Linked DNA regions of Homo sapiens: region 1 is linked to region 2. Evidence: chromatin loops called from intact Hi-C (ENCODE). Cell type or tissue: ovary. All regions are shown on one strand. Links, peaks and the distances in the headings refer to the core of each region. The heading gives the core; the rest is flanking DNA.

Region 1 (10,501 bases), core at 2,560-7,559, 120 kb after region 2:
TACACATTACTCAGTGAAAGAAGCCGATCTGAAAAGGCTACAAGCTGTATGACTCCAACCCTGTGACATACGGAAAAGGCAAAACTGTGGAGACAGGAAAGGATCAGTGGTTGCCAGGGGCTGGGGGAGGTAAGGAGTGAGTGGATGGAGGACGGAGGACATTGGGGGCAGTGAAGCTATTCTGCGTGATACTGTAATGGCGGATATATGTCATTATACATTTATCCAAAGCCACAGAATCACCACACCAACAGTGACTGCTTATGTCACCTACTGACTTTATAATAATGGGTCAATATTGGTTCCTCAATTGTAACAAATGTACCACAAGATGCAAGATGTTAGTCACAGAGGAAACTGTGTGTGTGTTTGGGAAGGTGGGATATGGGAATTCTGCACTTTCTGTTCAGTTTTGCAGTGAACCTAAAACTGCTCTAAGGAATCATCTAATCATTGATTAAAAAAGAAAAAAGGAATTTGCGTGCACCACACGCCAGCTTCGAATCCTCAACAGATTTCATCACCGACAGCAGTGTTCCTTAGGCTGATCTGATGCAGATCCTTTGAAAAGATTCCCGTGGGTTCCTGGTGTTGGTTAAAATGCCTTTTATTCCAGTGCTTTGGAAATAGTGCAGACACAAAACTAGGGTAGGCTCCTAGGCTGACAGCTCTAATACAGCCCCAGACCCAAACCAAGCTGACAAATCTCACACAGAGCTGCAAAAGCAAGGCGATGCCTGTGGACAGCATCAATGTGGTGAGTGACATCTTGCTGGGTCCAAGGTGCTGTCTGTGTGGCAGGTGAGGGACTGACGGACGGCTTGGGTGCCATTTCTTTGACGTGGGGCATTCAGTGCCACCCCAGCCACTTTCTCTTTTTTCAGCCTGGGAATCTTCCCTGAGATTGCGATGCCAGTGGGCCTTCCTGGGTGGATGCGTCTTTCATCTCCATGCTGCGTTCTCATCCCAGCTCACAACCCACAGCATTCCAGGAGGCTTCAGTGTGAGCTCAGAGGTCAGCAGGTCCTCTTTAACCCCCGTACAGTTTCCTATGGCTGCTGTGACAAATACCACAATTGCAGTGGCTTAAAACAGCACACGTGTTATCTCACGGTTCTGGAGGTCGGGAATCGGACACGGTGTCACCGTTCTGCAGTCGAGGTGGCAGCGGGGCTGGGTTCTGCTGGAGGCTCCGGGAAGAGGCCTTGCCCTTTCTGGCTTCCAGAGGCCGCCCATGCTCCTTGGCTCATAGGTCCTCCTCCATCTCAAGCCAACAGCACGTCCCTCCGACCTCTGCTTCTATCCTCACATCTGCTCGGCTCCCCCTGCCTCCTCCTCCACTTATAAGCACCCTTGTGATGATGCTGGGCCCGCCAGACAGTCCAGGGCCATCTCCTCCTCTCAGGGTCCTTAACCTTCATGCCTGCAAAGTCCCCTTTGTGGTGGAGGTCTCACTGTCAAGGGTGACGGGTTAGGATGGGGCATCTTTGCGGGAGGCACGATTCTGCCGACCGCAGCATCCCTCTTTCCCTCATTTCACATCCACTCAGTTCAGAACCCTGCTGGCTCTACCCCGCCATCACCACTGGGGCTGAAGCCACATCATGTCTCCCTGGAGGACTACCCCAACTCCTCGTTGGCCTCCTGGCTTCCATCGTGGTCTCTCTCCAGTCTCTTCTCATCCCAGCAGCCAGGCGGTTCCTGGGAAAATGTGAGACCAAGCCTCCCATTAGTTCCTGTCTTCAAGGAAAATCAAAATCCTTCCAGTGGCCGATGAGGTCCAAACCCATCTGCCCATCCTCCCAGTTCCCTCTGCTCCACCCCACGGGCCTCTGTGCCCTCCTGCCTCGGGGCCTTTGCACTGGCCGCTCCCGCCTCCTGGGCTGCCTTGCCCTGTACCTCCGTAATCCCTGTCCACTGTGCTCCAAATGTCCCCGCTCTACTCTGCATCACTTGCGACTTCTAGCAGACCCCAACGCCCTCTTGCTCCCGATCTCCTTGCCTGTCTCACCACGCTGAAGCAGCGCCATGGGGCAGGGGTTCTGCCTGCTGAGTTTGCTGATAGAGCAGGGCCTGGCTGGAGTGGGCGCTCCACACAGATTGGTGCGGCACATGCAGGAATGGGTGAGAGGAGGCTGGCAGAGGCTTCAATGGAGGAGGAAGATACAGAACACAGGGCTAGCATATCCACCGGGTCTTCATACCAAGGGCCCAGGGCTGGTTCAGGCAGAGCAGGAGACCACAGCCCAGCTCCTCGGGAGGTCAGAATCGTCTCTCTCCTCCCTCACCCCACAGCTTCCCATAGGCTAACTCCATTACCAAACAGCCTTTTGGAGCAAACTATTCATTGATTCACTTACTAAGCAAATGTTGACCAGGTCTGGTCAAGGATGTGTGGATGCTGGGATAAGCAAGGTCCTTCCAGAAGGTCCAAGTTCATGGTGGGGATGCAGGACGGGATGGTCGTGGCTGCACTGACCGAGCACCTGCTGTTCCAAGCACGTTCCAGGTGTCAGCTCTTTATCCTCCCCCTGGAGCCTGCAAAGCTCAACCTGGCCATCTACTCCTTCATGCTGTGTCCCTGCTCCCACACCTTCACCTCACCACTGAGCCCTGCCAGCTCGCCTCTCCCACTGGCCACCTCAACCCTCCCCATCACAGGGTGTGTTTTGCAGTCTCCTTGTTTGTTTCTTCCACCAAACTGGGGGCTCTTGGAGGTCAAGGCCTGGGGTCTTCGATGTCTTCATGTCTCCAGCAGCTGGCGCACAGCAGGCCCTCAGAAAAAGTGGATAAAAAAGAAACGATGGCTGGCTGGCTGCATAATGAGTTGATAAATGAATGAATTCCAGGGGGAGGTCTTGCTTGGGCAGAGTCGCAGGGGTAAGTGAGGAGGGGGCGGTGGAGGGGCAGGGGCAGGCCCTTGCTCTGAGCCTGAGGAGGGGTGCAGAGTCTGGAAAGGGAGGTGGGGCTAAGCAATGATACTGCTGCACTGCTGAGCGCCTGCTGTGCCGGGGTCTACCACTGGACTTTCCCAATGACACTGTCAACTGGGGACCAGCGACTCCCACCAGGCCGAAAGTATAACCCTAGGATGTGGTAGAACTGGGCTTTGACACGAAGGCCTCAAAGGCCTGCCTGAGACGTCTGGACTCTGTCTGCAGGCTGTGCTCTCAGAGGGCACATAGGGGCCCCCCTGCCTTGGGAAGCAGCTTTTGAGCCCGCCTCAGGGACCCCACCTCACCTGCGCTCGGGATCTCTCTGCTCTCACCTGCTTCCATTGTTTTAATGCTTCCAGATGAGTTTGTATCTGGAAGAAAACAAGGATTCATCGGTGAATTGTATTTCTAGCTGCTGCAGGCACTGGGGAGCCATAGGAGGTTTCAGAGTCAAGAAGAACTGGATGAAAGGCGGTCCCTGTCACTCTTGGAAGCCATTGACTTTTCAGGTTCTTTGTCTTCACAGCACTGACTGTTGGCTGTGTACGCCCCAGATCCCACGCCTCCGCAGTCCTGCCAGCCTTACCGCTCTACCCTACAGAGACTGCAGCTTCGGACAAAAGCCCATTCGGCGGAACAGGGCTGACTAGGGATGGGCCTCTTGCCCCAGATGTGCCTGGGATGATGGTGGGACAGCTTCACTCCAACCCTGGGGCCTGGACCAAATCTCCAAGGAGCATGTGTGAGGGGCTGGGGCACTTCTCCTTGGCTGGGGTGTTGAGGGACCAAGGGCTCCTCCAACAAAACTCCAGGCCCCTTTCTGACCTATGCTGTGGTGGAGCATCTCCTTGGGGAAGAATTGTCAGACACTCCAGGGTGCAGGAGCTGACTCAGGTGCATGAGGTCCTGGCTGGGACCTGGGATTGGCACCCCCACCCCTGGGGCTGGAACCACTCACCCAGCCTGACCCTGGAAGCTTACCCTCCTCACCCGCTGAGAGTGTCGGGATGGGGCTACAGAGGGCAAGGTGGAAGGCCAAATCCAGCCTGCCAGCCCCTGGGAGGCTCGGCCACGGGGGTTCTCTGTGAGGACAGCCACCCTCTTTCTTGACTGTGGTCACAGAAGCCTGATGCATTGGATTGTGCCTTTTTGATTTTGCAAATGAGACCTGCCCCTGTCCCTGCGGGGGAGCCTACGGCCTATGGACGCCTCTCGGCCCTTGGAGCACCCGCTACCGGTGCATGGGAGTCCGCAGCCCGCCTGCAGCAGGAGCACGTTCCCACTGCCCCAGGCTATTCTTAACAAGCCAAGCCTCCGGCTCCAGGGCTAAAAATACCACATGGGAGGCCTGTGGGAAAGCTGCTGCTGGCTATTTTAGTGATTTCGCGCTGGAGGTTTGGGGTCCCTGCATGCTGCCAGGGCAGGGAGGACACTGCGGCCTGCACTGCCCAGGCCCCCTCTCAGCCCATGTTGGGGCTCCTCTGTGTCAGGGGTCCTCAGAGCCCAACGGCAGCAGCCTCTGGTGTCCAGGGAGGCAGAAGGAAAGACCTGGGAGTCTTGAGCTCCCTCATTTCAGTTTCGGAGAAACCAGCTCCAAGTGGGGAGCAGGTGCCCGGGGTCACAGTGTGGTCTGCGGTGGAGAGACCAGAGGGCGTCTGGGGTCTCGGTGTGGTCTGCGGTGGGGAGACCCCTGGACTGCTCCCTGACATGTGATGCCTGGTCCAGCTCCCCCCAATCCGAGGGGCGTTTGGGGGCCACAGCCGTGGTGTGCAGGTTCTGAATGGGCTTCTTAGACCAAGGCATAGCTTCCCATTACCTTTCTGAAGCCTTATCTACACACTTTCTTTCCCATGAGCCTTTTCTTCCTTGATTTCCCATCATCTCTCCCACAGTTTGGCAGGTGTGGCAGAGGTGGCTTTGGCCCCACTGTGGGAATGCAAAACCAAGGCTCAGGAAGGAGAGACGCGTGTCAAGGCTACGGCTGTGCAGGGCTGGGCCAGGCTGGCCTCACCCTCCCAAGCCTGGGCGTCTTGGTGGTGCCCCCGGCACTCAAATCGGCCCTTTGCTGCCGGTTCCCCATGCCCAGGGCCCCGTGCCATGCTGGTGACTGATGGCCATTGTGTTCTCAGACTGGAAGGCCTGGCTCCTGGGCAGCCACTGTGTGTCTGCACCCATGAGCTGTGTGTCCCTGCGACGGGGCTCTGATGGGCAAGCATGGTGATCGCCCCCGACAGGCGGCACAACGTTCCATTGTGTGGGGCCCACCCCGGGCCGGTCCATTAACTGCCCCTGCCCAGCAGGGCCTTCTCCAGGGTTTGACAAAGGCGCCTTTTCTGTACCCTCCTGTTGCCGTGGGAGAGGCCTGGGTCTGGTGCCCACCTCGGGGGCTCAGAGGAGCAGCTGGGGTGGCGGGAGGGGGCCCAAGCCTGCTTCCCAATGCTGCCTGCTGCAGACCGAAAAGGCCAGACCTGGGCGTCAAAACGGCTCCGTTGCTCGTTGGCCAGAAACCCTGGGCAGTCGGTCAACCTGTCTGGGCCTTGCTGTGTCTCCCTCTTACCCTGGTCCAGGGGTCCAGGCCAGTTCTCGCATGAGATCCAGACTCAGGCATGTGGTGAGTGGCTGTGCTCAGGGAAGCCCCCCATGGCCTGAAGGACAGAGGCCTGGGATGCATCATGATGTTCTTTTGTGGCAGTGACAGAGGCAGGATGGAAGGCCCCACTGCCGGGCCCACTAGGGTGGGACCAGGCCAGGGGAGAGGAGGTTCGAGGCCTGTGCCGTGCATGCAGGATTATCAGGGTTGAGGGGTGGCATGAGACCCTCTTCCTGCCACTGGGCTGGGGCTGGAGTCCTGGCCCAGAAGGCCAAAGGGCCTTGGCCAAATTCCCTCCATCCATGTCTGTGCCTCAGTTTCCTCCTCTGCAGAATAGAGATCTCTAAGGCGGCTCCCATCTTGACCCGTGTAGGGACCTGGGAGGACAAGGGACAAAGAGGCACAGCCGGTTACCAGGCTATCACTGTGGGGAAGCAGATGGGGATGTCAGGGTAGGAGGCATCTGACAAGATTCCCTTTGGACAAGATTTCTGCCTGAGCCAGGACCTGCCTCCAGGACCTCAGACAGCACCACCTGGACTCAGGAGTGTCTCGGGGGCCTCCACAAGAGACACCCACCCACACCTGCCTGGGGAGCACCCTGCTGTGCCACACTGGTCCCCTTAAAACTAGAAATTCCACGACCCACAAGAAATCAGCCACAGGGAGGCCCAGCGCCATGACCGACGGGGAACAGGACCCCAAGGGGACCACCAGGGCCAGCACACGTGGACACCACACGGCCCCTTCCTGAGGACAGGGCGGAGGCCAAACCTAGCTCCCCGTCAGTCCTTACTCAGGCCCTGCCTTGTGAGGACCTCAGAACATCATCCCCCAACTCACAGATGAGAAAATGGGCCACAGAGAGGGTGAGCGTCATGGCAGACAGGATTTCCACCCTTGTTCCCGCGAGTGATTTTTCGAGGGCCCTGGTGGCCTGCAGCCCTCACGGGGCTCCCTCTCCTTCCCATGCCGTCCCACCCTGTCCAGCTGGCTCTCCTGGGCTTTCCAGGCCCCTCTCTCCTCCCATCCTCCGCTCTCCTCCTCCCTCCCGCTACTCTCTTCTGTGCCAGCTCCAAGCACCGCACCCAAGCCTTGGGGACACAGTGTGGCCTCCAGCATTCCTGCCCTGTTTTCATTTAGGGGACACCCCCAAAATACTCCGCCTGCGGGAGGCGGCAGCCGCCCCAGGCCACCTGGGAATGCGCTTGCAAGCCTTGGCTGGGCCGCGCTGGCAGGGGCAGGGAATGCAGAGGCGGCAGAGTAGGAGGGGCCAGGACCCCCCAGCACGGCTTTTCGGGTTAACGCGAAAGAGGAGGCCGTGCAGCTCTGGGCCCGGAGGGGACCTCAGGAATGTGGTGGTTCAGAGCTGACATCCACATTTCCCTGTCTGCCTGGATCCAGTTCGGGGACAGTGGGGCAGGGCCAGGAGCAGGGCCAGCAACACAGCCAGGCAGCCGTCCTGGGGCTGGCTGGGAGTTCAAAGCCCTGCCACAGAGCCCCAGCCCTGCCACCCATCGCGGGGGCTTATGGAGCTCCTCAGATGGGCTGGGCCTTCCTGGAAGATGACCCCTGGGACTGGGAGAGGCTCCTCCCCTGTCCCCATAGGCTGTCCCCTCTCTCCTCATCCTCAGTCTCTGAGCAGAAGGCACCTCCCTCAGGAAGACCCCCCAGGACAGCGAGGGGAGGGCGACTGCTCCTCCAGCTTCCCTGGCCCTGCGTGTCTTCTCTGGAGCAAGCTCAGTTCTGAGCGTTCCTGGGCCCACGGGCCCCTTGCGGCAGAGACACGGCTTTTGCGCCTTCACCTGGTTTTGGAATCACAAGCCAAGCTCAGGCAACACCTGGGGAGATGAACCTGGAGGCCCCAGTGGGCAGGTGGACCTCGTGGTGCTGACCAAACTCTAGCCAAGTTTCGAGGCCCGGTTCTCAGATGCTCCCCCAGATGGCCCACAGCTAGCTAATATCTAGGGCTGAGATGGTCCGAGTGGGGCAGGGCACAGACCCCTCCACGGGCAGGATTTCTTCCCAAAGCTGTGCCATCCCTCAAGTCCCTGGGGATGCTAGTGACAGTGCAGACCCCAGGCCCGGCAGTGGGGCTGCAGTGACCCACAGTTATCATGGAAACTCCATACCTGAGGTAAGAGCTTGGACCTTGTCCTGGGAGGTCCCGGGCTGCATCACTCTGGGCCTCAGTTTCCCCTTCTGTCATGCAGGAAGACATCGCTGTCCTGCCTGTCTGTGGTTAAGAAAGGGTCCCCATTTGAGATGCCTCCAGGATCTCAGACAGCACCACCCTGACACAAGAGTGCCTAGGGGGCCTCGGCGAGAGGTACTCACCGCACACCTGCCTGGCAGGCTCCCTGCTGCAGCTAAGGATGCAGCAGAGGCTAAACAAGGGGGTCCTGCTACCTCGCCCCTGCAGGCAGGACCACGGGAGCCCTGGCGGAGCACCTGAACTGGGCCTCCTGGCTTCAGGAAGCAGAGTGGCAGCAGAAGGCCTGGAGGAGAACCCCATTGGCCCTGTCGTCTGCCCACAGATGCTGTACTTGCCTCCTGACCTCAAATATTGGCTAGGGCAGGCAGAGGGGTCAGCATTGCTGGCCAGGCAGCAGGCGCCAGTCAGTCTGCTGCTGAGTGACACAGACAATGTCCTGGCTGGGGCCAGCCCCATCCCCCACCTGTGCTCCCCTTGCCAGACAAAAGGCACCTCTGCAGCAAGCCAGAGCCTATGGCCAATGCCTGCTCTTCTAGCTCACGCCCCCAAGAGAGGGTCCCACCTCATCCGCAGTGTTGCCTGCGCCTAGGCAGGCACCTGGGGCTAGGGGTGGAGCTTCCCCTGGTTCTTCTGGTGTCTGGGACAAATATTTGTTGAATGAATGTTAAGTCCAGTGAGGTCAGTGGCATCATCAACCCTGACTCCAAGAACTCCTGAGCCCCCAGCACATTTATTCTCCCCTCCAGCTGACCTCGACTGAGAGGGGATGAGAAGACCTTGGAACCTTAAGGGTCTGGGTCCAACTCCTGGCTCCATCATGTTCCTGGGGGAAAACCCTTTGCCTCTCCTACTCTCTGGATCCTCATCTGTGGCCTGGGCACTACATCACCCAATTGCTAGGAGGTCAAGTAAGATTTAGCCTGCAAAGCACCTGACCTGGAGGATCTGGCCATGAACTCCACCCCGCCCCCCACTTCCCATACGCAGTGACATGCTGAGCTCAGGACAAGGTGTGGGGTGAGTGGTGGTGGCGGGGGGTTGGGTGGTTCAGAGATTTTAGCACAGCCCACTTGTGTCAAACTACTGGTCAGCAGTAGCAGATAAGACCAGGACACAAACCATTGTAAATCACATGCACTAGAAGATTCTCTGCCTTCAGAGAAAACAAAGGAGCCAGTGAAGACTCTGGTGCTGTGGACGGCTTCAGGGAGGAGGTGACCTGCAGACGGTCCTGAGCCCAGGGTTTGACCCAGCAGGAGGAGGACAATGCAAAGCACAGACTGAAGACGAGGCCCCAGGAGTGCAGGGAACCTGCCCACGGCCACCCATCGCTGATTGCTGCCCAACAGCAGGGCTCAGCAGCTGCGTGGGCCAGCGCGACACAGGGCCGGCCCACTTGGCAGAGTCAGAGGGGTGTCCTCTTCTCCTTCCAGAAACTGCTGGGCCTTTTCTAGTGCCTGAAACATTCCCGTTTCACACTAGAGGTCCTTAAAAGCTGTGCCTTTGTGAGGTGTCCTTTGTGAAAACACCTCTGTAAGTGTCCTTGGGAGGCAGGGGAGTCACCTGAAGTTGTGACATCTCAGGGCTCCCTTGGGACATCATTCAACAAGGATGTGCAGAAGGCAACACCCTTCTGGAGGTGGACAAGAAGCAGGTGCATGGGGCTCTGGGCCCACAGCAGGGGTGCAGGCCCAGTGGCCATTAGAAGACCCTCCTGCCAGGTTCTGTGTGTACTCATGCCGGGACTGTCCCTCCCTTCTCCCACAGAGCCTCTGTGTCCTCTCACCGGGCAGCGCTGACTCTCCTTCTCCCATGACCTCCTGTCTGGAGGCCATGCCCTGGCCTGTCTGTTTCTTGGCTGAGTGTTCTGAGGTCGCTCTCTATCTCGAAGCTGCAGAACGCAGGTTCTAAGGAGTGAGGGGGCACCCCAAGAGCACCCTCCCTTCCCTGGAGCTGACACAGGGCTCACAGCAGGTACCTAGGGCCCTAGTTCCCCTTTACTTCGCAGCTGGGAACCTGAGGCCTGGAGAGCGGGAGCTGCCCGTGTGAGGTCGTGGAGTGAGTCGGGCATCACCCAGAGCCCCAGCCCGCCTGCCCCTGCGGGGCCCTTGGCTCGGCTGCCTTAGACAAAGGCTCTTCTTTGAAGCGCCTGAGACAGAGCCCCTGGTTTCCGGCCCCAGCCCACCGGGAGGCACCCGCCTCGGCAGCTGTCTTCATTTGCTGCCCGCCAGCCGGGCCGGCCCGGGCCTTGGTTTATTGTCAGCTTCCTTGCCAGAAATATGCTCCAACAAATGCTGTAAACAAAAGGGACAATTGCAGACCATCACGCCTGCATTTCTCTCTCATATGCATAAAATGGGGTGCGGCTGGGGCTGCCTGGCCAGCAGCCTCTGCTAAGCAAAAGCCCCCTCTGGACGTGGGCCTGACCACAGCAGCCTCTTCCCCTCCTCTGAGCCCACAGCCCTCTGAGCCCGGGTCACAGACAAGTCCCGACGCTGTTCTACCTTCAGCCTACCCATGGAGATGGTTTCTTCATTTATTTAGCAAACACTGACCTAGTGCTTGCTAGGGGTCAGCACTGTTCCAATATCCCATGAATGTCCCTCATTTTATCCTCATAAAAACCTATGAGGTAGGGCATATCATGATCCTACTTTATAGAGAAGGAACCTGAAGTCCAGAGAGGTTAAATAAGAGGCCCAAAGACACACAGCTGATAAGTGGAGGAAGTGGAATTCCACCCCAGGCTCCACCTGTAGG
Region 2 (10,501 bases), core at 1,822-6,821:
CTCCTGGGACGGTGGGCAGAGATTTCACAACTTCCCTCCTGCCCAGATGTCCAAATATTTCTCTTATCAAAATGTATATTTTCAGCAAATTGTACAGTCAAAGAGGAAAATCCCACAGAAACAGAAGAAGAAAAAAGGCTGTGTTTTCACTTTAGAAAACAATCTCTTGAAAAAAGAAATCTTCCTGGCCATGGAGGCCAGAATATGGTTCTGCTGGGCTCATGTGTGATCTCAGACTCAGATGAATCCACTGATTTAACAGGCAATTTCCCTTAAATGACTCTGAACCTCACTTACCTCACCCAAATTATTCTTTGGATAATTTGGGGCCTGTTTGGGGTTGATGGACTCTGGATTCTCAGGACAAAGTTCTCAGCACAGTCTACTAGGGGAAGCAAGAACTTCGGAGGGAAGCAGACTCTAGTTTGAATTTTGGAACTTCTAACAGATACCTGTATATCTTCAGATCCCAGTATTTTTACTTGTAAGATGAGCAGCATGTCATCTGCCCATGTTAATTTCCTGTCCTTACTTAAACAAAGTACATAGTGTTTTGGAGGGCTGGCTGGGTATGGAATTGCAAATGAAACCAATGTCATACTTACAAGTGGGCCAGGACTTCTTCCCCTTCCCCTCACATTCAAGGAACTGAGGCAAGAATGAGAATCATTCCCAAACACTCTCACCTCTGCCTAAAGTTTGCTCCTGAATTTAAAATCCAGGCAATTGCCTTGGTTTCCTGCTTCTCAGTTAAGACATACTCAGCATTGCAGTTTGTCTATTACCCAGAAGATGTTTATTGATTTGAAATGGCAGGTGTTTGGAGGTTAACCAAATGACACAGGTTGACTTGGCTTTCCCCTCTTCCCTTCCTTGTTCCCCCTCTCCCTCAGTCCTGTTCACTCATTCTCACTTCCCAACCAAGTACTTGCAGTTAAGTCTTTGTTTCAGGATTTGCTAAGAACATTGGGCTAAGATAGTTGGAAAAAAGAAATAACCTCTGAAAGCAGAGCCCCAGGATGGGATTTTGGTATTGGATCACTCACTAGTCAAACATCAATGAGGGCCCCGTTCCTGGTAGTGGTGATGATTATGGCACACATTGCCAAGGCTCTCACCTGTGGTTGCCTGGGATGAGGTGCACATGGAAAATGAGGCATTGGGCTGTGCAGGGCTGTGGCACTTGAATAGCATGGAGTGTGCTTCCTTTAGTTAAATGGCCCTGGGAGCCTTGAAAAAAGAAAGTGATAGGTTTAGATTAGCCATCTGTCAGTTCATGTCAAGCTGTGGAATCCAGAGGGTCTCTGGCAGCATTTATAGATTTTCATTTTCTGTAAGGCAGACTGTACTGAAAATCAGGCTCAGGATCTGATTGTAAGAGTGGCAGAGCAGCAAAGAAGACTGAATGCACAGACCTGCTTTGTCCAAATTAGGGTCCTGGTAGGAAAAGAGTGGGACTTTGAGATCCAAGATGGTAACATTTAGGTGGATGAACCTGAAAATCCTGTACATCCAGATTCTTTTGAGTCCTCTACATCAGCAGATATCCTTATCCCTTCGATGAGAAATGCCCCCTTTGCCTAGAGCTTCCTCCAATTCACAAAGTCTCACTTGAAGCAGGTATGTAACATGACATTAGCCATTTTCAGTATGTGTTCCCACCTCAGTACATCCAAGCCGATAAGGCTAATAGCTAGGGTCAGCCCTGAGCATGGCCCATGTGAGGAAATGTATTTCCTGCTCTAAGAGGAAAGAGCTCACTAGTGAAGAAATCAGGAGCTAATGAATATGTACCAATGGGAACCAGGGACGTATACATAGTAGTAGGTTTCAGTTTACAAACCCAGACTCCATTAATTAATTAATTAATTAACTAATTAACTAAAAGGGAAGTTGAGTATCCTTGAGGGAGGATCCTGTGATACCACTGCCAGTTTATGCAGCAATTATTTCCCTGATGCTTTCCTGAGGTGACATGTGGCTATCTACCGGAGTAACTGTGCACTGAAGAGAGAGGATTACTTACACTTTCAGGGATTGTTGGATATAGGGCCTGATATCAGGCAATCTGAAACTCCTGATTATCCCCTGGTTATACTGGCAGCGGACGGTGGGGGGCCTTCCTAAGAAGACCAGGTGATAAATGGAGTTCCTGCCCAAGGTCATCACACAGTGGAGCCATTGGATCCAAGGACTCATCTCATAGTCATTTCCCCTCTCCCTTATTGTAGTAATTGGAGTAGCCAGACTTCAGAATTGGCAGGACTTTTGCTTTGATTCTCTGACTTGTGGGAAAAGAGCCATGAAGTGGGAAGAACCAAGTGGAAGCCCCTGAAACTGTCACCTCCTGGCTAAGATGGTAAAATCAGAAGCAATACTATAAACCAGGGGGAACTGCAGGGATTTAGGACCATCACAAAAAACCTAAAGTATGTAGTGATGCTGCGCTGTGGCATTGTCATCCAATTCACCTCTCTGGCCCCTGCCAAAACAGACAGATCATGGTGCATGATGGTATGGTAAATTTTACCATGTAAACTTAACCTCGTTGCTGCTGCTGTGCCAGATGTGGTGAATTTACTGGAGCAGATTGACACAATCTCTGATATTTGGCATGTGACTATTTACCCACTTATTTACCAGTTCAGATAGTCTTCATTCATTTGTGTGGGTTCTTATTTCCATTGGTATAATATCCGTTCAAACTAAAGAACACCCTGGCAGTACAGATCCGCTGGTGGGAAATGCTTTCAGGTTTTATGGGTCTAAAGAGACCTTTATTTCATCCTTTCCTCCACTCTTGTTTTTGAAGGGTATTGTCACTGGATATAGAATTCTGAGTTGAAAAATTTTTTCAACACATTAAGTCTCTCTTGGCACTTTCTTCTGATTTTATTGTTTCTGATGAGGCATCAGTACGATTTGTATCTTTGTTTCCCTCCTTGTAATGTACATTTTTTTCCCCTGAATGTTTTCAAGATTTTCTCTTTATCTTTGGTTTTCAGCAGTTTTACTATGGTGTGCCTAGGTGTGGTTTTTCTTGGCAATTGTTCTGTTTAGGGTTCACTGATTTACTTGGATCTGTAAGTTGATGATTCCCATCAACTTTTGGAAAAGTTTTGCCTTATTTCTTCAGACTTTTTTCTGCCTTGTTATCACCCTCTTTCCTTCTAGGACTATAATTACACATTGCTAGGCCATTTGATTTTATTCCATAGTTATCTCAGGATCTGTTACTTTCTTTACATTTTTTTTATCTCTGTTATTTAGATTGCATAGTTTCCACTGATTTGTCTTTAGATCATTTATTCTGTCATTTCTAATCTTCTTTTAAGTCAATCCAGCTACTTTTTCATTTGCTTTGTGTTTTTGAGTTGTAGAATTTCCATTTGGTTCCTTCTCTAAGTTTTAATTTCTCTGCTGAAATTCCCTATCCATTCAGTCATTAACACCATATTTTTCTTTAAACCCTTAACATATTTATTATAATAACAGTTTTAAAGTCTATGTCTGCTAAGTGCAACATCTGGGACATCTCAGTGTCATTTCCAATTGATGCCTTTTTTTCTGAGTATGGCTCACGTTTTCCTGTTGCTTGGATGTCTAGAATTTGTTTTTATTATATTCTGGACATTGCCGATAACAGACCCTAGAAATCTAGGATTCTGCTATTTGCTTCTGAGTACCGTTGATTTCTATTCTAGCAGGCAGTTTGATTCTGACAGATAACTTGAATTTGCATAGACTAGGATCTAGTGTTTCCCAAGCCCCACTAAGTTGATTTAACTCATCCTCCAAGTTTTGCCTTCCAGCTATATGTGGTACTCTTGTTGAGGCTTAGTTTTAGGTTTAGTTAGAGAGTATAGAGTAGACCTTATTCTAGATTATGGTCCTTACTCCTGAGGCATGATTTTTCTGATGTCTCTTATGTCTGGGATATAAATGAAACCACTCCCCTCTGGCTGAGCTGGAGTTCCAATATGTCTCAGCATCATTCTCCCTCTCAACTGCATAGCAACTGATCTCTGGTAATTCTTCAATCTTTCCCTGTATATACACAGCTCCACCTTTGTCCGAGGACTGTGGGTGACCCCCACACAAACTTTTGAGGTACCCATGCTTGGAAGAGCTTCCCCTGTTTCTGGTGCCCTGACCCATAGATCCAGCTATTTGGCAGCCTCTTCAGCTGGGTAAAATTGCTATGCTCTCGCTAAGCCCCCTGGACCACAGTTAGGACATTTTCCTTAGGGAGAGAGGCAGGGCAATCCATGGGCTCACATCAGGAGTTTCCCTTCTCTTAGAGATCACAGTCTTTGCTGCCTGTAGCCAATGCCTGAGCACAGTTGCTTCATATCCCTCCCCCGTTCCCCAGTTTTAGAGTTGTTTGTGGCAGGAAAGTTACTTTTGGCCAGAATTGGAAGTTGGAAGGTGTGCAGCTATTGCTATAGCAAATGTGTTCTCCATCCTGATCAGTAAAGAGGATAAAAAGCAATTTATCATTAGATAGGAAGGATATTCACAATCTCACTCCAGATCTATGTTATAATAACTCCTGTTCTCCAAAGAATATACTTCACAGGTACCATAATCATCTTGATATTCTACAGATCATGCTGGTCTGCCCAACCTTTCAAAGGCAGACACTAGACTGGGTGTGGTGGCTCATGCCTGTAATCCCAGCACTTTGGGAGGCCAAGGTAGGCAGATCACTTGAGCCCAGGAGTTTGAGACCAGCTTGAGTAACATAGTGAAATCCCATCTCTATGAAAAATGAAAAATTAGCCAGGTGTAGTGTCGTGTACCTGTGGTCTCAGCTACTGGGGAGGCTGAGGTGGGAGGATCACTTGAGCCCAGGAGGTTGAGGCTGCAGTGAGCCGTGATTGTGCCACTGCCTTCCAGTCTGGGCAACTGAGCAAGACCCTGTCTCGAACAAACAAACAAACAAACACACACACACACACACACACACACACACACACAAAAGCAGACAGTAATGACAAACCTTCAATAAGGCCTCATTCCTTGAGGGCTCTGACCAACCACTTAGTGGTAAGTTGATTATATTGGTCCCCTTCTAGTCTAAAGGAGATAACACTTGTCTTTTTAGGAATTGGCATTACTCTAGATATGTATTTGCCTTCTGCGTTCACAGTGCTCTGCCCACATCAATCAAAGGGCTGACAGAATCTGTCTCCAAGGAATTGGCAGATGCCTTGAAGCAAGGACACATTTTACAGTGAGGGAGACACTCTCTGGAGCACACACTGGTGAGATCTGTCAGGCTTACAACAGATATATTCCCATAAGCCAGAAGCATCAGTCCAAGGGAATGTGAGAGCATCTTGCTAAAGACTCTGCTAAGGTGTCAGCTCAGGGCAACACCCAGTGGCATTGGGACCCCGTCTTCCAGTGTGTGGTGAATGCACTGAGCTAATGGCCGGCACACGGGGCTGTGTCCCCAGGAATTCATGGGCAGTAGGAGTGACGCCTCTCGTGGTCACACTGCGACCCACTCGTGCACCGTACCGGAGTTTGTGGATGACTCTAGCAGAGGGTGGTTGCTGATGGATGAAGGCGGGATTAATGTTTTCCCCTCTCCAGAGGAAAGTCCAGGAAAACAGTCACACACTCCTTGGGGAATCTCTTGGTTTGAGCGACCAGTGAGGGTAGCAATAGCAAGTTCAAGTCTGTGCCTTTGTGTCGCCCCCTGTCCTTCCAGCCTTGCTCACCCCACCTCAGATCATACTTCTCCATGAAGGGCTCACACTCAAGCCTTTGTTTCAGCCTCTGCGTACTCTGCACCACTGGGCGCTGAGGCCATTTACCCGGTAATATTGATCGAGCTCTCACGATGTATGAGGTAGGATACTCGGGCTGGGGACACAACAGTGAATTAAACAGACACTTCTCCCCACCACCCCATGGACACCAAATTCTAGAGGGAGAAGCAGAGAATGCCATGTCACTGAATGAGTAATAACACAAAGGGAATAATGCCAGGTAAGAAATTGAGAGTGACCGTGGGTGGAAGGAGAGGGGAGCAGGGAAGCAGTTAGCACAGGGGGCTGGGGGGATTTGTATGGACCTCCAAGTGGGCCAAAGAGGACAGCCAAGTGGCCATATCAGGGCAGAGTGTCCTGGGCAGAGGGGACATAAGGGACCACATCAGGGAGGTGAGGGTCCCTTTCTTTCCAATCTGTTCAGCATTGAGAAATAACAAATCTTCAGCTTCCCATCAGACCCCTGAGAACTGGGCCTAGCCAGATTATACAAGAACTCCACATGCCAGTGAGCCTGTGACCTACAGACCATGCAGAGCCTTCCATCCATCTCTTACCCCGGGCACATGAGCCCAGCAAGAAAATTATATTTAAAAGATGAAGATCAAAAGGAAGGCAAAACTGTGTGCATCCGGAATCCCTTTATTAGAGACCAAATTTAGTTAAGATCCGTCTTTTCTACTTTATTATAGTACAGAAGGATAAATAAAAGATGGTGAACCCGAGCCCTCTCCTTGGCTGTTCATTAAGAAAGACCATTTTGATTTTGAGCAATCTCAGCCAGGTGTGGGAGGGACCACAGTCATCCTCAAATGATACCGTTGATGGTGGAGAAATTAACCAAAGTCCACAGGAGAGAGCACAGACACATTTTTCTTCTTGGAAATTTTTGTTTGTTTGTTTGTTTGTTTGTTTTTGAGACAGGGTCTTGCTTTGTCACCCACTGCACTCCAGCCTGGGTTTGTTTGTTTGTTTGTTTTTGAGACACAGTCTTGCTCTGTCACCCAGGTTGAAGTGCAATGGTGCTATCTTGGCTCACTGGAACCTCCACCTCCCGGGTTCAAGCGATTCTCCTGCCTCAGCTTCCTGAGTAGCTGGGATTACAGGCGCCTGCCACCACACCTGGCTAATTTTTGTATTTTTAGTAGAGACAGGGTTTCCCCATGTTGGTCAGGCTGGTCTCGAACTCCTGACCTCAAGTGACCCACCCACCTCGGCCTCCCGAAGTGCTGGGATTACAGGCATGAGCCACCGTGCCTGGCCACTTCTTGGAAATTGAGTTGCTAAGGAATCTCTTCAGATCTCATGTCTGTTGTCTTGGGGCATTTACGTATAAGTGGCCCGTAGCTGTCAAAGGGCTTTAAAGGGTTTGAAAGCAGGTGTAGTGGACAGAGGCACATCTCAGAAATCCCCATTGCTGGCAGGGACAAAGTTCAGATAATGCCCACAGCATGTTATTGCAGAAAAAGAAAGCCTCTGGCAGGATTCTGTAATAACACTCTGTATCTGTGGTCTGTTTTCATCCGAGGATCTCAAAACATTTTCAAGCATTAATTAAACTTCACAACGATCCAAGGCCGTGGGTATAATTAGACCCATTTCTTAGCTGGGTCATTTGAGGCCCATTAAGATGAACCGATTTGCTTAGAGCCTTGGAACCCGACTTTCCTGTTTTGAACCTCAGCTTGCCAAATGTCTCCAAATCAGAGAGGAACATGCACATTTAAGCAAATCTACTCAGAAACCAGTTACTTAACGAATTCTTGGACAAACCCTCAATGGGTCTCCGTGACCACTGTGTTATCATGTTCTTTCATCACAACCAATTAACCAAGGTATTTTTTACATGCCTTTATGAAAAGTCACTGTATGGAAATATTGAAAGGCAGGAGGTTGGTCTCAAGAAGCAGTGAAAAGTGCCCCTTTCTCATGGCCTGAAACTGACTCCCTCCTGGGCGTAAAGGAGACTCCGGTGTGCTGTTGGTTTCCCATCATTTTGCCAGAAGGCTATAAGATGTCTTTTCATCTTAAGTTACATAAGTATCCAACAAATAAGAAGTCTGTTATTACAACAGCAACCATACTGGAGGGAAAAAGGGTTGATTTATTCCGAATATCTGCACTTAACAGTTTTGATGTCTTTTAAGAGACTTCCGAGTTTTAGGAGGGAGAAAAAAAATGCACAAACATTCTTTTAAAAATGCAACCTGGCTGTGGCTAATGTTGTCTGGCCAGAAAGCTATTGTTCATAAGCCCAGGGCCGCGCAGTTATCATTCATCCTGGGATGCATCGACTTGCCTTCTTCCTGCCGACAAGCTGCTTATGCAAAGCAGCCCCCAGTATTCGTATGGAGGGTGGGGGTAGGGAGACTCTCATGCGTTTACTTTGAAAAGTCTCCTCCTGACAATCAAAAACATTCTCAGGAAACATGCCTTGCTGTGGATGATCCCCACACCCCCTGCCCTCCTGTCTTCAGAAAAACAAATGAGTGGTTTTTCTACAGAAAGGTGTAGAGGTAACTGAGGGAAGCCTGTGATGGGAGAGGAAATTCCCCGTTTTTCATGTCCCCCTTATAACCGAGGGCCTCCTTCTCCGAGGTGCTCTACTGAGCTTCATCCTTCCACATTCTTTCCCCTTGACTGACTCTCAAAGGATCCATTTCAACGCGGAAGAAAAAACTCCAGCATCTTGGATGATGGTCGCTGATTCTGACACTCAGATATGTTGTCGGTTAAACAGATAGCTTTGGCTCAGTGATATCGGACAATTGACCTCTTGGTGCACAGACTCCCAGCAGCCTCGCTCCCAAAGGGGGTCTTAGGGGAAGCCAGGTCCACAGATCAGGAGCCCCTAGGGGACCTGAGATGGGTCTAGGGTTTCAGTTTCATCTGTGATCTTTTCGGTGAGGTGTGTTCAGTCAGCGACTTCCTAGGAGGAAGCCTTCAGCTGCATGGAAAGAAATTTAAGTTCCTATTCTCTGTCCCCAGAGTCATTTAAATGGGGCCAGTGTCGGAGACCGGAGCGTGATCCTGCGCTGTGCCCGTGTGCGATACCATCTCAGTTGCCACTGAGCTCGGCCTGCTGGGGAGGAGGAAGGTGGCCTGCCCCAGGGAGTCAAGAAATTCAATCCAAGTCCATTTTTAACTCGATGAACATTGATTGACAATTTAGTAGGTCTTACGTGGAATGCAAGGAGGAATACATTAAAAGACAGAGTCTCTGCTGAAGGTAGGAATGTACATAACTAGCATAATGCAAGTGGGGATGTGGTATGTATATTAAGAGGGGCACGAGAATGTGCTGCAGAAATGATTCTATCTTGGAGAAGTGGGGAGGCACTGCAGGTGGATGACAGCTGGATCCTGAAGGGCAAATGCAGTGTCAGTGAATGTAGTAGTGTCTTGATCTGCTGGGGCTGCCATGATGAGCTATTGCAGATGGGGAGGCTTAAACAACAGAAATTGATCCTCTCACCATCCTGGGGCTGGAAGTCCCAGATTAAGGTGTCACAGGGCTGGTTGCTCCTGAGTCTTCTCTCTATGGTTTATAGTTGACTGCTTTCTCCCTGTGTCCTCCAGGGTGGTCTTTCTGTGCGTGTCTGTGTCCTCCTCTCCTCTTACAGGGACATCGATCAGATGGGATTAAGGCCCACCCATGTGATCTCACTGGACTTAAATTACCTCTTCGAAGTCCCTGTTCCCAAAAACAGTGTCACATCCTGAGATATGGGGGGTTAGGACATCAACACATAAATATTTGAGGGACATAATTCAACCCGTGCTAAGGGAGAAAGAGGCCTTTCCATGGAGGGGACAGAGTCAGCAAAGCCAGAAGGATATGAAAGGGCAGGGTCTCTGGCCAGGCTTCTCAGATGCAGAGCCTGAGACAAGGGTTTGGGTCCATGGGATTGATTGACAGAGGGCTTTCAAGAGAAAGAAAGTGAGAGAGGCTAGATGGGGCAGGGGAGGCTCAGCACAGTGGTGGTTTCAGCCCCACAGGGGGCTCTGGAGTGTGACCTGCATCACAGAGTCAGTCCCACAGTGAGGCATGGGGGCCCTTAGACCCCCAGGGTCAGTCAGTCAGTCACTGACTATGGCCCTACCAGGCAGGGTGGTTCTGGTGGGATGTTCCAGGCCAGGTGGCTTTCATGCAGTCAATGTCAATTCTTGGCTCAGGACATGGCTGTCAGTCCTCAGCAGCTTTCATCAGAGACTAGGGGATGCTCCCAGAAGCCAGGCCAACACAGGGGACCTGGATGGTGAGCTTGGGGATGAGAAAGCGGCTGCTCTGCTGTGTTGACCACAGGGCTCTGAAGTGGATGCTGGAAAAGTAGTCGGTCTGGAGAGACTTGAAGGCCAAGCCAGGAATCTGGACTTTGACTGTAGGAGGGGAGTTTCCATCTGAGCTGTGCGGCCGGTCCTGCATACTGCACCCTCTTGTAAACATGTGGATTCACCCCAGGCTCAGCTGGGCCCAGGAAGCTGCAGGTTCCCACCTTCAGGTTTCTCCTGGCCAGGCTGGCCCTCAAAGCTGGGCGTGAAGCAGCTGTTGTCTCCCATGGCCTCTGCTCTCGGCCTCCTCTCTGCCACCGTGGTCTTGCACATGTAGGGACCTCATCAAGGGTTTAACAGGAAACTCATGGGGCCCAGCGCCTGCATCTGGAGAGCCACCTCCCTTCTACTCTTTGGGCTTTTATGAAAAAGAGTCCATTTAAATCTGA

What was found. A loop is a pair of places that touch in the nucleus more often than their neighbours do. Peaks named below come from ENCODE experiments on the same cell type or tissue, not always from the same donor. Only the 100,000 strongest peaks of a DNase experiment are listed, where the experiment ranks them.
Region 1: it touches region 2 in a loop (19-fold over the local background); 1 of 110 quality-filtered maps calls a loop at or near these places.

Annotation. Positions count from the first base shown.
Region 1 is chr11:69,483,301-69,493,801 of GRCh38, reverse strand. LINC01488 (long intergenic non-protein coding RNA 1488) reads right to left here. Exons shown (of 4, transcript NR_185875.1): 2 at 7,659-7,762; 3 at 2,361-3,307; 4 at 592-1,701. Among named protein-coding and RNA genes, the nearest start is that of LINC01488, 6.9 kb to the right of the region's middle. RefSeq lists enhancers at 1-385, 3,500-4,168, 7,740-8,278, 8,279-8,816. In ovary, for the core only: no CTCF peak of the experiment used is centred there; DNase peaks (open chromatin) are centred at 4,232, 5,073 and 5,438.
Region 2 is chr11:69,601,251-69,611,751 of GRCh38, reverse strand. No RefSeq gene overlaps it. Among named protein-coding and RNA genes, the nearest start is that of CCND1, 35 kb to the left of the region's middle. RefSeq lists enhancers at 9,869-10,369, 10,370-10,501. In ovary, for the core only: no CTCF peak of the experiment used is centred there; no DNase peak of the experiment used is centred there.